Regions from separate parts of the Homo sapiens genome. Here region 2 is linked to region 1. Evidence: chromatin loops called from intact Hi-C (ENCODE). Cell type or tissue: stomach. All regions are shown on one strand. Links, peaks and the distances in the headings refer to the core of each region. The heading gives the core; the rest is flanking DNA.

What was found. Hi-C counts contacts between places; a loop is a spot of excess contacts. Peaks named below come from ENCODE experiments on the same cell type or tissue, not always from the same donor. Only the 100,000 strongest peaks of a DNase experiment are listed, where the experiment ranks them.
Region 2: a loop joins it to region 1, with 6 times the contacts of the local background. A loop is called at or near these places in 17 of 110 quality-filtered maps.

Annotation. Positions count from the first base shown.
Region 1 is chr3:167,028,871-167,036,222 of GRCh38, reverse strand. No RefSeq gene overlaps it. Among named protein-coding and RNA genes, the nearest start is that of ZBBX, 350 kb to the left of the region's middle. In stomach, for the core only: no CTCF peak of the experiment used is centred there; a DNase peak (open chromatin) is centred at 3,752.
Region 2 is chr3:166,009,845-166,017,196 of GRCh38, reverse strand. No RefSeq gene overlaps it. Among named protein-coding and RNA genes, the nearest start is that of BCHE, 180 kb to the right of the region's middle. In stomach, for the core only: a CTCF peak has its summit at 3,904 (motif pointing left); a DNase peak (open chromatin) is centred at 3,926.

The DNA.
Region 1 (7,352 bases), core at 2,130-6,129:
CAAAAAGAACAAAGCTGGAGGACAAAGCTATCCAACTTCAAACTATAATGTAAGGCTACAGTAACCAAAACAGCATGATACTGGTCCAAAAGGGACACATAAACCAATAGAACAGAATACAGAATCTGGATATGAGACCACACACTTACAAATATCTAATCTTTGACAAACCTGACAAAACCAAGCAATGGCGAAAGGATTCCCTATTCAATAAATGGTACTGGGATAACTGGTTAGCCATATGCAGAAGATTGAAACTGGACCCCTTTCTTACACCGTACACAAAAATTAACTCAAGGTGGATTAAAGACTTAAATGTAAAACCCAAAACTATAGAAACCCTGAAAGACAACCTAAGCAGTACAATTCAGGACATATGCATGGGAAAAGATTTCATGACAAAGACAACAAAAGCAATTGCAACAAAAGAAAACATTGACAAATGGGATCCAATTAAACTAAAGAGCTTCTGTACAGCAAAAGAAACTATCAGCAGAATAAACAGACTACCTACAGAATGAGAGAAAATTTTTGCAGTCTATCCATCTGACAAATATCCAGCATCTATAAGGAACTTAAACAAATTTAAATAAAAAAACAAAGAACCCCATTAAAAAGTGGGCAAAGGACATGAACAGACTCTTTGCAAAGAAGACATGCATGCAGCCAACAATCATGAGAAAATCTCAACATCACTGATCATTAGAGAAATGCAAATCAAAATGAAAATGAGATACCATCTCACAGTAGTCAGAATGGCTATTATTAAAAAGTCAATAAAATAACAGACACTGGCAAGGTTGTGGAGCATAAAGAACACTTCTACACTGCTGGTGGGAGTGTAAATTAGTTCAACCATTGTGGAAGACAGTGTTGCGATTCCTCAAACACCAAAAGACAGAAATACCATTTGACCCAGCAACCCCGTTACTAGGTATATACCCAAAGGAATATAAATCATTCTATTATAAAGACACATGCATGTGTACGTTCATTGCAGCGGTATTCACAATAGCAAAGACATGGAATCAACCTAAATACTTATCAATGATAGACTAAGGAAAATGTAGTAATGTACACCATGGAATACTATGCAGTGATAAAATAGAATGAAATCACGTCCTTTGCAGGGACATGGATGGAGATGGAGGCCCTTATCCCTAGCAAACTAACACAGAAACAGAAAATCAAACACCAGATGTTCTCACTTATAAGTGGGAGATAAATGATGAGTACACATGGACACATAGAGGGGAAAAACACACATTAGGGCCTTTTGGAGGGTGAAGGTTGGGAGGAAGGAGAGGATCAAGAAAAACAATGGGTACTAGGCTTAATACTTGGGTGACAAAATAATCTATACAACAAACCCCCATGACACAAGTTTACCTATGTAACAAACTTGCACTTCTAGCCCTGAACTTAATATAAAAGTTTTTAAAGAAACATTATCTGTTTCCATACACGATATACTTTGATTAAAATTATGGAATAAGGTTGATACACATTTTATTTTAGAAACATCCATTGCAAAGAAGAATCTGGAACAATATCCCAGTATCTAGTTCTGACATTTAGGCATGGTGAATTTGTAGTACTATCAAAGGTTAGATTTAGAAAGGATGTAAAATGTATTCTTGTCCAATAATTTATGGTTCAAGAAACCCTTTATAGAGAGGTGTTTAGACTGAGATAATATTTACTGCAGAGATATTAAATGCCACTTTTACTGTATTTTGAATTCTAATGTATTTTGAATTCTACAGCAATCTTGTGAAGTTGGGCATTTTTTGTCACTAATTTAAAGATAAGAGAGATTTGAAGCTATGAGGTAGTTGCTGTATGCCTGTTAGCAAGTAGTTAATCAGATTTACACCAAGTTGTCTTTTACCAGTAAATACTTGTTAATGAATAGATCAAGAAATGGACTTACAAGAATGATGTAACTCTGTATCCAACACATCATTCTTGTACCAGTATATAATTATTTATTTTAGTTTATCCCATTCAACAAAGCTTAATTGACTTGTATGACCTTAACTTAGCACTTTCCACTAAGATTAGTATAATTATAATGGCACATGTCTTTGCTGATAAAGAAATGACCTACACTGATTCATTATGAAATATATATGTGCAAATTCCAGACCCATCAAAAATTGATACTTTGGACTTATTAACGTTGATTTATGATCTACCCAGGAAATTACATGAGTGGGCAGATATTTAAGTCCCTAGGCTTTTCCACGTTACCCTAAAATAGAAACAAGTGTGTATTTAATTACTCCCATATGTGGCTCCTCTTCTAACAGAATTATTATAACAATTAGAATATTTGGACATGATTCAGTAATTTTGAATAATTTGCAACCTAAAGCGCTGGTGGAAAACACAAATTTATTTCTAATTATATTATTTTAAAAGTCTGACCACACTGCACTCCAGCCTGGGCGACAGAGTGAGACTGAGTCAAAAAAAAAAAAAGTCTGACCAATTAATAAATGATGACATTTAATTTCTGAGTATAAAATAAAATTATTTTAGGTGTCTTGTGTTGAGAATATTATCAATTCTACTTGATAATTAAACATCTGTACTTACATTAATATTTAATTCTGCTTATAGACGTCCACGTGGTAATGAAAATCTGTAAGAACTTTTCATTCATTTATAGAGTAGATATAAAAACCCTTGAGAACTTCCTAGAAGCTGGTATTTCTAATAGGAGAAGTAGTAGCAAAATGCAAAGAGATGGTATATTATGTTCACAAAGAGAGTAAATTGTTGTCAAATAATTAATATTTTAGCATTATTTTTGAGAATAGTCAGTGATTATTTTGAGAATACTCTGATTTTATTTTTCGAAAGTCAAATCTTTGTTAGAATATTGTTCAGGACACTTTTTAAATAAGACCACTCCTTCTTTTTCCACATTTTGCTTATTAAATTTTATAAGATGTAAATCAAGGTAGAGTAGCTTATATAGACCTGATTTTGTAACACTGAGTTATAATAAAGTTGTATAAACAATATCACAAAATATGCTTGCATTAGAGGCAAAATGTTCTGGGTTTTGATGCCAGCATTATCATTCACTAGCTGCAAAAGCTTGGCCACTTTTTTCTATATGCCTGAACCTCAATTATTCTATCTAAAAAGTGAGATATAGATAATGTTTACATCAGAGAGTTGTAAAAAAAAAAAAACTAACAATTACTTAGCATTTAACATATACTTAGTAGGCACTTTCAGACAAACTATTTATCTTTTAATCTTCAAACCAACAATGTGTAATAAGAATTATAACCCAAATCATTTTCAAGATAAAAAAATAACTTTCCATGTTTATATGGTTTAATGTGATTGATAAGGAAGATAAATTCACTTGGTTCAAACTCAGGACTACGTAGTTTAAAAGTTCATGCTCTTTGCGCTATACCAAAATGTTAAAATCTCATGAGAAAATACTTAATACATGGATGGCACTCACCAATTGTGAGTGTAAGTGGATGTGGGAGTTTTTCACACCCAATGCAAAATTCACCCTCTCTTTAAATCTCACTTTTTTTTAGCTTCAATTCAAACATGAAACCAGAGGGATACATTCGTGTGTGTGTGTGTGTGTGTGTGTGTGTGTAAATACCTTTTAGTTTATGATCCAAACCAGATTCAAGTGAAAACATTGGACATTTTTTCTCTGGTTGCAAAATGACTTAGCTTCAATGCGATTCTCAAGTAAGTAACCAACAGGGGGCATGAGAACACTGCTATTAACTGTCATTGGTGCTTGTCTGGTTTAACAAGTTTTCATCTGACATTTCTAAAACACTTAAAATATTATTCTAGCTGGCCGTAGTATTTGTAATTGCCTTACTAGATCTAGTTGCTGAAATTTAGTTTATTAATAAAGTGCTGTAACTCTTTATTAATAAAGTACAATTAATATTGTAATAAGTGCAATATTAATAAATCAAGCATTTTTATTAGCCAGGCATGTGTAGGGGAAAAAGTTAAGATTGGGAATTCAAATGAAAATGATTTAAATTAGCACAGAACTGAAAATGAAAATGTGATGCACATAAATGGCCCCATTATTGCAAGATAACAGAATGCTGTTCAGGCATTTTTCCTGTAACTGAGCAGACCACTAGTTAATTGTATATCTCTTTACTCTCACACTTCCCAATAGAAACACTTTTGTCTCTGCTATTTATTATGAAAGAAAACGTTTAAAGAGGAGAGTACAAAAAAGTTTGGGGCTGAATTCTAGAATGAATCACCATTCAAAAGAAACCTAATAGTATGCCAGTTGTTTTTATTCATATAACGTCAAATAGAGAATTATGTCTTTAATTTTCTATCAAATTTTGCTTACTGGTGCATTTATCGGGAGAGACTGAGGAGGGAAGTTGTACTTGGTTTTTTCCCTGCTTCCCACCGGGAAATTTAAGAGTCCTGAGAACTTTCAGGCAAGCTGTAGAACTTTACAGATATAACTTTTATCTGGGATTCTCACGAAACGTGCCAGAAAGGTCTTGTTTTGCTTAAGAATGGAAAGACCAAAGATATGACTGATTTTCCTTGCGGCTGAAGTAAGATAGAACGAGAGGAGAACCAGATTTGTGGGTTAAAGGGGGAACAGGTGACCTGCAAACGGTGCTGCATACTTGCTCTTGGTTCTTAAAGAACCCGCTCCTCCCCCCGGGGCTGATTTATTCAATACTCATACTCCAGATTCTTTATCAGCCGTGTCATTATGATAAGGATTTGCTAGCAAATTAATTTAGGTCAAACTTTTTCTCCCATATTTCTCTGGGAGTATTATAAAACAGTTCCAGACATGTTGGTTTCATATAGCAAAGTGACTATTGCATGTTACATATGTGTTAAGTATGATAGCACTCAGTTGTAGATGTGTGTTTGTGGTTTCAGGATCTTAGGATAAAGAGGAATTGCCTGCACATTTTCCCCTGGGCTAAGGTAGTTATGTAGATGTACGTTGTAATCTTTTGTAATTGGTTTATTCCAGGGTTTGTTTAGGACTTCACCTTTACTTAACTTAAAATAGATCACAGTTCTAAGAGGGGATTAGAGCCCAATCATAAGATTGGGTGAGTCTGTCCAGACACTGGACCTATTTCAGATTGAGTAAATGACAAAGCAATTTCCTGTTCTTTAACGTTGTGTTTCTATTACCAACCTTATTTTCCTTATTTCTGCTTTCCTCCCCAGTCAGCCCTAAAGACTGTCTCTCTCCGCTGTGAATCTCTCTCATCTTACATATCTAATCCACTTCAGCTGAAATCCATATTCCCAGTCACATTAGAATTTAGATGTCTGAGAACTCAGTTAAGAAGCAACTGAAATACATTTATCAGGCAAACTTCTCCTGATTTGATAAAGGACACTAATTATAGTGTTCAGAAAGTCTAAATTTTTGTCTCAATTTTCACCTCTCAGAATTTTACATTTTCCCACTTTTAAATAATTAAAATGCAGTCTTCACTGCAGCCCTGCCCTTGACAGTAGTGTTTTGAGTTTGTTTGACAGTGGTATTAATAGATTTTCTCTAATCCACCCTCTCTTGTCTATTTCCTCTTGCGACCAATAGAACTCATTTGGTCCGTAGCCATAGAATTGAGTGAAACTAACTGGCCCATATGGCAATTGAACTTGCAATCTTAACGTTATTAACACCACACTCCAACCAGCTGAGCTAACAAGCTAAGAAAATCAAATTAAACACTATACACAGCTCCTGGTTAATTACATTTTCCTCTTTTGGGCTCTTCATTATGGCCACTTTTTCCAATTACCAGCTTCTAAAGGGTAAGGATTGAGTCTATGGGGCTCTTGTTCATTTTGCTCTTAGTTGAAATTATAGACTGGAATGTGCTACTTAAGTTCAGGCAGCAAAGTCATGAGCATATACTAGCAAAATTATGGTACCTAATGTTCTTTGACAGAGGTTGAAGGAGCACATTTCAAACATCCCAAGAAGACAGCTGCTGCATTTGTAGTCAAAAGGAGTGATGGAAATGGGCTTGGCAGCTCTTTGATTCATTTTCTGTGCATCTCCTTTCCCGTCTCTGAATCTTAATCTTATTTCTGCCCCCATTCCTACCTTACTTCCTGCTAGAAAATATGTACTGTGCTTTCATGTGAACCCTGGATTGCAGATGAAGCCTGACTTCTAATCATGCTTAATGACCTGCCACCTTAACATTATAGCTGAAGTGCATATCTATTGTGTCCAGAAATCTGACTTTCTAAGTAGTATATGTAAACAACAACAATCTGTCTGTGATTCTTGATAATTAATCCAGTGTTCTACTCATCAAGCAGCAGTGCGAACAGGACCTAATTCTTTCTTTGCGTAAATTGCCAGGCATGGATAATAATAGTTTTACTAAATTTAATTCATTTTAATTAATTAACATTTTGATGTGTATGCATTTATAAATTCCCTAGGCATTTACCATATTAATGTTTTACGATGAACCATCATGTCAACAAATATTGCGTCTGAAATGTTTAAATACGCTGGATCTTTGAATGCATTGCTAGCTTTACTTTATGATGCATTATTTAAGATGTTGGTTTTTGAGATTGAGAGAAGTCAATTACAGGCTCATAGAGTGTCTTTTAATACAACCTTTTAGTTTGTATTCCTCTGTGGATTAACACAATTTAGGAGACAATTTAATAGAATAAAATAAACGCTAAATATCAGTTAATAATTATAAACCATTCTAGTACTCAAGTTCTGCAAGGAGTCATTTTTGTCTTATTTATTACTTGAAATAGTGGTCATTAAATTTGTTTTCTTGGAGAAAAAGCCAGGTTTCTTTTGGCAGATATACAGAGATCATGTACTTCAACTTCATTTTACACATGGAAAAAAAAAAAAGTAAAGAAAAAACAAGAGGCATAATGAGGGAAAGATCTTCCAAGCAAGATAGTATTATAACCAAGAGACAGCACCAAAGTCGCTAAATGTTGTGAAATTAATTTTGTCCCACACCCCAAAAATTCGTATGTTGAAACACTAACCTCCAATGTCACTGTATTTGAAGATAGGGCTTTTGAGGAGGTAATTAAGGTTAAAAAAAATCATGAGTGGGGTCCTAATCCCAAAGGACTAAAGTCCTTATATGAACATCAGAAGTAAAATGCACGGAAGAAAAGCCATGTGAGGACACAGAGAGAAGGCAGCCATCTGCAAACCAGGAAGAAAGAGCTCACAATAAACCAACCCTCCCGGCACCTTCATCTTGAACTGCTAGCCTCTAGAACTGTGAGAAAAAAAATTCTGTTGTTTAAGCCACCCATGCTGTGGTATTTTGGTAGGG
Region 2 (7,352 bases), core at 1,416-5,415, 1.0 Mb after region 1:
GATGCAAAGGCATAAAAATGACACAATGGACTTTGAGGACTTGGAGGGAAGGGTTGGAGGGAGCTGAGGGATAGAAGACTGCACATTGGGTACAGTGTACACTGCTTGGGTGATGGGTGCACCAAAATCTCAAAAATCACCACTAAATGTTTCATGGATAAGGTGACTTACTCATGTAATCAAATATCATCTGTTCCCCCAAAATCTATTGAAATAAAAAAAAGCAAAAACAATTTATATTTCTAATAAGTTCCCAGGTGACACCAATGGAGCTAATCCAAAGACCAGATGTTGAAAACCATTGTATTCAAGATATTCTTAGAAAATTAAAATGATTTGGGTAGTTAAATTACATGTGACATTTTTGTGTGTTTGTTCTATCATATTCTATAGTGGCACATTTTAGAGTTGTATATGTATTGTTACTGTGACAACACATTTTAATATTCTAGTGCTGTTTCAAGTTTAATTGAGAAGGATATGGAGAATGCTCAGTCTGTATATGTTTATGAAGAATAAGTCAAGTTCATTTAAGCTTCATGCCTGTTTTTTACTTGCTTATCTTTCAACATTGTACTAATACTTAAATTTGGAAAGTATTGAATGTATTGCTGTAGTATTAGAGACAAATTCTATAATATAGAATCTTTACCCAGCAATCTTATCCACCTCCTGACAAGTACAGGTCCCTATATCATTGAACAAGTCTCTAGGTAGCTAAGTGTAATTATTGCACAAGCAGCCTCCTTCTTTCTCTCTGGTCAGTGCTTCCTTAGCTTTTTTCTCCAAATGGTTCATTTATTTAGTTAATTTGAGCTAAATATGTGTCACAGATTCTATGTTTGGAGAAGTGCAGAAACCTTGTTTGATCTAGCTTCCTTTGTTGTAATAATCAGGAAATTGGCACATTTTAATCTCTAAATTAATACTTTTATAAATTAATAAAATAAACTAAAATTCTTGTCTCGATTCCACAATTTTCTATTTAATAAAAATAATGGAATAACTTATATTTAAGCTTAAAGTGTGTTTAAAGGTGATAACCAAATTAACATTTTATTCATGAGATTTTAGTTGACCATAAGCTTGAAGAGTTACCTTACATTTTAATCATTTGAAAAAAACAGCTACAAATTATTAAGTGATTATTCGTTGACCTGCATGTTTAGAAGTGTAGTGCTATTGATATGAAAACTGTAAATTCTATTGTTCAGCTTATATCTGATATATTGCATTTATTTCTGAGTACTAGATTTCAAGAGGCTCATAGATACACCACAGAAAAAAAAACAACCCTGATGGAGAGGTGACCAGAATAAGGAATCTTTCTAATCATTTAGACAATATTTTATTTTAAACAATTTAACTATTCCTCCTTTAACATAAGATAGATTTGGAACAAAATGAGAAGCTATAAGAAGGTAATACAACATATTGGTTTTCTTAATAGTGTTTTCTAAAACTGAGATAGAATCTTTAATGAATCTCTGAATTGGTTGCCATCGTCACAAATTAAAGGGAATAGAATCACAAGTCAAGGATTTTTATGAAAGTGATCATTCTAGCAAATGGATGGCAGAAATAAACAACTTTTAAGAGGTGCTATCACTCCTAGCTCTAGTCTAAATTTTGTTCATGAGACAGAGATTCTACAATGTAGAGGTCTTCTGACAAAGAAAAAACCCTAAACTGTTTTAGAAGCCCCCAAATAACAGTGACATCTGACTCACAGGCAACATAACCTCAATTTTAGAACACAAATTAAAGCATTATTTTTAAAACAAATATTGCTTACTGTTTCATCACTAGATCAAATTTTCAAGTAAAGGCATGACATATATTTTTATATGAAATCAGACTTGTTGAAATGTTCTTATTTGAAAGGTACTCTCTGGAAAAGATCACCAGAAAGCCATTCCTCTAATGTTAAAACTAACCATTTAGGAAAAGCAAAAAAACTCTAACTCCTTCATACAACAAAACAATTAGATGGATAAAATATTTGTATGTTAAAAAATTAACAGTGTCACAAAAGTGACAACAAAATATATAAGTGAATATTTTTCAATTCTAATCATAGGGAATGAATGCCTTAATTTGAAATAATAATACTCAGACTCTCCAAAGCTAAAAGTTGATATATTTCACTACCTAACCTTTTCGACTACTGTTGCTAAAATCTAAGTAAAACAAAATAAATCAAGTCTAAAGAAGAAATAAAACTGAAAAATGTTATTAATAGTTGACTAAGAATGTATTTTCTTACCATAGAAAGAACTCCAAAAAGTAGAAAAAATATTCAGATCTAGTGAAACACTAATAGAAAAGAAATACATGATGAGTTTATACCTAATTGTTAACAGGAATGAAATTGATATTGAGTTTAGGAGGTGTGCTATAAGAAAGAAAACTTGCTTTTATCATGTTTCTGTATTATTTAGCTCTGAACCAAGAAAACATATTAAATTTATAGGATAAAAATTAATAAAAATATGTATTAAATGTCCTGCAAACTATTATAGATAAATATTTATAGTGGGATACAAGTTGATAAAAATATATCTGTATTGGCTAATATATGTAAAATATATGGACAATTATATACAACATTGATGACAGTGGTTACTCTGCTGGATACAACAAAAGTTTTGAAAGGAGTATTTTTAGTTGTCATTCTGTAAGCTTTATTCTTTAAAAATAAATACATATTTATTTTAAAGTAAGAATATACAAAATATGTATTAATTATTGCATATAACCAAATGCAATATAACATGATGCATATTAATTATTTACCACTGAAAACTTTCATCAAAGTAACTACAATCACGCTTTCACTATCAAAAATAAATACTTGAGTTATTGGCATAAATATTGAAATTCAAAATATGGGATTTGTGGTGCCATTGATCCATGCCCAAGAATGTCACTTTCTTCCTCTCTCCTAGAGGCAAAGTAAATAGAATAAATTTTGATTAGAACATAAAAAATTGATTGACCATATTAACTTACTAAGTAGCTATTAAAAGTCTACTGAATGTTATGCTAGGAAAAACATTAATATCAAATGTAATTCCTTGTACATGTAAGGTCTTGTACATTTTCTCCCACAAATTAAAAATAATGGCCAATGACAGAGGAAAATCATAGTATAAAAACAAAATAAATATTTGTACATGGAAGTACCTGTGGTCCTTCTAAATTCTAGTGAGATGTGTACTTTCTTAGCTAATACTCTTATCCTGTGATGCTGACATTGCCTTTCTTTCTCAGTATCTTATCATTTTTCTGGACACTGTTCAAGATCTTATAGTTTCTCAGTTCTGAATAGGTAAGAGGAACTGTTAACTTGTTTGTTTTGCTCATAGTAACTGTTTAAATTAAAATCTTTTACATGAATTCAATAAGTTAAATAACTACAATTTAATTTTGCTACTACAGAATTGGGACAAAGTATTTTAGAAAAATCAAATATATAGATTTATAAATTACTTCTATTCAAAAAAACCCATGAAATTTTAAAATAAATTACTCATACATATATGTATATAAAATTCAGATAATAAATAGAATATTACTAAAATATTTTTCAAATACACTCATACTGTTTTTGAATAATCATGTTTATCATATATAAATTACACATAAATATAAGGTAAAATTATAATTTATAAAGTTTATAACTATAAATGAATTATATATAATTTATATATTTCTAATGATTTTCTTATGTTAATTGATAACTTCTACACATAATTTCTTGATATATTGCACACACACTACCAAATTGCCTCATGGATGGTATCATTTTTTTAAATACTTGAACAATGGTTCCATTTAAATGCAAATAGCACCTGTCTTCTAAAACTTTTAAGACTAAAATAATCTATTAAACACACACCACATTATGGTAACACCGCCATCTGCTGGATAGGTTTATCAAATTTTTGATGCTTGGTAATAAGTATGACCATTACTGCTATTTAAAGTTGTAAATTGCAAGAAATCATGAATCTACATTTATTGACTATCCACATATCTACAGTTTCCTCTCAATAAATAAAATAAGAATTCATATAAAAATTAGGTACATTAATTTTTTTTAGGTTTGGTAAAGTTTTTATTATTAGCTATAAACAATCAGATTTAATGAAGCAATATATCTGCTCATAAAAAGTATAAGGGATTATTAGAATTTTACACAAAATATCCCTACTCACAGAAGGCCTAATGGAATAAAAACAGTAATTAAAATGCCAAAAATAATTTTTGGTGTTTGACACCGGGAAAATGAAACATTTTGCCTAATTTTTGATAGTGTTACATGTTGAGATATGACATGTATGGCATTTCCATTGACACAAAGCCTTGCTTTTTAGCTCAAACACATCTCGTACTTTCTTTAACTTTCCCTTCAACCTTTATTTTAAGTTCAGGGATAAATGGTCAGGATGTGCAGTTTTGTTACATAAGTTAATGTGTGCTTTGATGATTTGTGGCACAGATCACCCCACCTACTAGGTAATAAGCCCAGCATCAATTAGCGATTTTTCCTGATGCTATTCCCCCAACCCCACCCCAACAGGTCCTGTGTGTGTTGTTTTTCCCCACCATGTGTCCATGTATTCTCATCATTCAGCTCCCACTCATAAGTGAGAACATGTAGTGTTTGGTTTTCTGTTCCTGCATTAGGTTGCTGGAGAATGGCTTCCAACTCCATCTATGCCCCTGCAAAGGACATGATCTTGTTCTTTTTTATGGCTGCATAATATTCCATGGTGTATATGTACCACATTTTCTTTATCCAGTCTATCATTGATGGGCATGTAGGTTGATTCCATGTCTTTGCTATTGTAAATAGTACTGCAATAAACATATGCATGCATGTACCTTTATAATAGAATGATTTATATTCCTTTGGGTATGTATCCAGTAATGAGATTCTTGAGTCCAATGGTATCTCTGCCTCTAGGTCTTTGAGGAATAGCCACACTGTCTTCCAAAATGGTTGAACTAATTGACATAGGTACATTAATTTTTATGAGACAAAGAGATTCTGCAACGGAGAGGTCTTTTGCCAAAGAAGAAAGTCTAAATAGTTTTAGAAACCCTAAGACAATAGTGACAATTTGACTCACAAGCAACATAAATATGGTGTTCAATTTTTTCTTATCCCACTAGACACCAAATTTATGACCAACATAAAAATAAATAAATAAATAAATAAATAAATAAATAAATAAATAAATTGAGTAAAGCCACATTGCTGCTTAAAACTTGACTCTCTTACCAGACTTGTCACTAGAGATTTGGCTAAATGCAATTAAAAGTGAAACAAACACTTGACCTAGAAGGAAGACATATGATTTTTCTGGCTTCAAAAATAGAATGTTCTATGGTTAAAAAGACAGCTAGGTACTCAATGGAGGAATCCTGATAAACCCCAAAGATGAAGGCAGTGATTGGCATGTTCTTAGCTCCGTGAGGGCAGAGAACATCTCCTTCTGAACATTATTTCCTATTGTATAGCTATATTCATTAAATGATATTGGGCATGACTAACTGTTATTGATTGAAAAGCAACCCTAAGAAGAATAATATTTGGGCAGTAGAAATCTTTTTTAGAATGAGTAGCCACAGTGTATTGGAAGCTCTTTTGATGTGTGGCTGTCACATATATAAAGAACAACATTAGAAAGGCTTCTTTTTCAGAGTGAGTAGTTACTGTAAGCAGAGAACTATTTTTAAGGTTTTCCTTTAACTGAGTACAAAAATGAAAAGTGTCAAAACCATGTAAAAACACAAGAGGTCAAAAGCCAGGGACTTTTATTGCTAATCAAAGAGTTGCTGTCACAAAACACTTTTGTTGCTATAAACAAAGCAGAACTTTAGTTTTAATTTCGTTCTCTAGATACAAAAGAACATATCTCAGCTATAAAGCTAGAGCAAGTAGTAATAAAGAACAAACTGTCTAAAAAGATGAAAATACATTGTTTTGATTTGATAAACATTATTTTGTTAAGAATGCTTAAAACAACCTATTGGAAATTACAGAAAACTAAATTGAAGCTGTAGTAAGCAAAAGAGTGTAGTACTGATATAAAAATAAACACATAGATCAATGGAATGGAAGACAGACCACAAAAATAAAGCCATAGACCTACCACCAACCGATCTTCAACAAAGTTATCAAAAACATTTGCACTGGGGAAATGACATCCTGTTCAATAAATGGTGCTGGGAAAATTGGATAGCCACAGGAAGAATGAAACTGGGCCCATTCCTCTTATCATCTACAAAAATTAATTTGAGATGGATTAAAGACTTAAATATAATACCTGAAAACTATAAAAATCCTAAAAGAAAACCTGGGAAAAACTCTTCTGGATATTGGCCTAGGCAAAGAATATATGACCGAGTCTTCAAAAGCCAACCAACAAACTAAATTCATGACAATTGACAAAATAATATAAAAGAAGGTAATTATAAGAAAATGTGAAAGATACGGAAAATTCAGTCTAGGAAAAACAAGCTAAAAAAGAATGAGATAGTGGGCATGGTAGCATGTGCCTGTAGACCTAGCTAATCAGGATGCTGAAGTGGCAGAATTGCTTGAGCTCAGGAGCTAGAGGCTGCAGTGAGCTTTGATGACGCCACTGAACTACAGTCTGGGTGACAGAGTGAGACCCTGTTTCAGAAAAAAAAAAGCAGAAAAAATACAAATTATGTATTACTCAAATAAGTGATAGGCTGAACATGGTGGTTCACACCTGTAATCCAAATACTTTGGGAGTCTAAGATGGGAGGATGGCTTGCACCCAGGAGTTTGAGACCTGCTTGGGAAACATAGAGTGACTACCATCTCTACAAAATTACAAAAAATTAGGGGGGCATAGTGGCATGTGCCTTTAGGCCCAGCTACTTGGGAGGCTGAGGTATTAAGATTGCTTGAGCCCAGGAGGGTAAGGCTGCATTGAGCCAAGTTTGTGTCATTGCAGCCTGGGGGACAGAGTGAGACCCTGTCTCTAAAAAACATAATAATAACAATAATCACAACTATTTTGGACGGGCACTGTGGTTTACGCCTGTAATCCCAACACTTTGGGAGGCTGAGGCAGACAGATCACCTGAGGACAGGAGTTCGAGCCCAGCCTGGCCAACATGGTGAAACCCCATCTCTACTAAAAATACAAAAAACTAGCCAGGTGTGATGGTGCACGCCTGTAATCCCAGCTACTCGGGAGGCAGAGACAGGAGAATCACTTGAACCTAGGAGTTGTAGATTGCAGTGAGCCAAGGTCTTGCCATTGCTCACTCCAGCTTGGGTGACTAGAACAAGACTTCATCTCAAA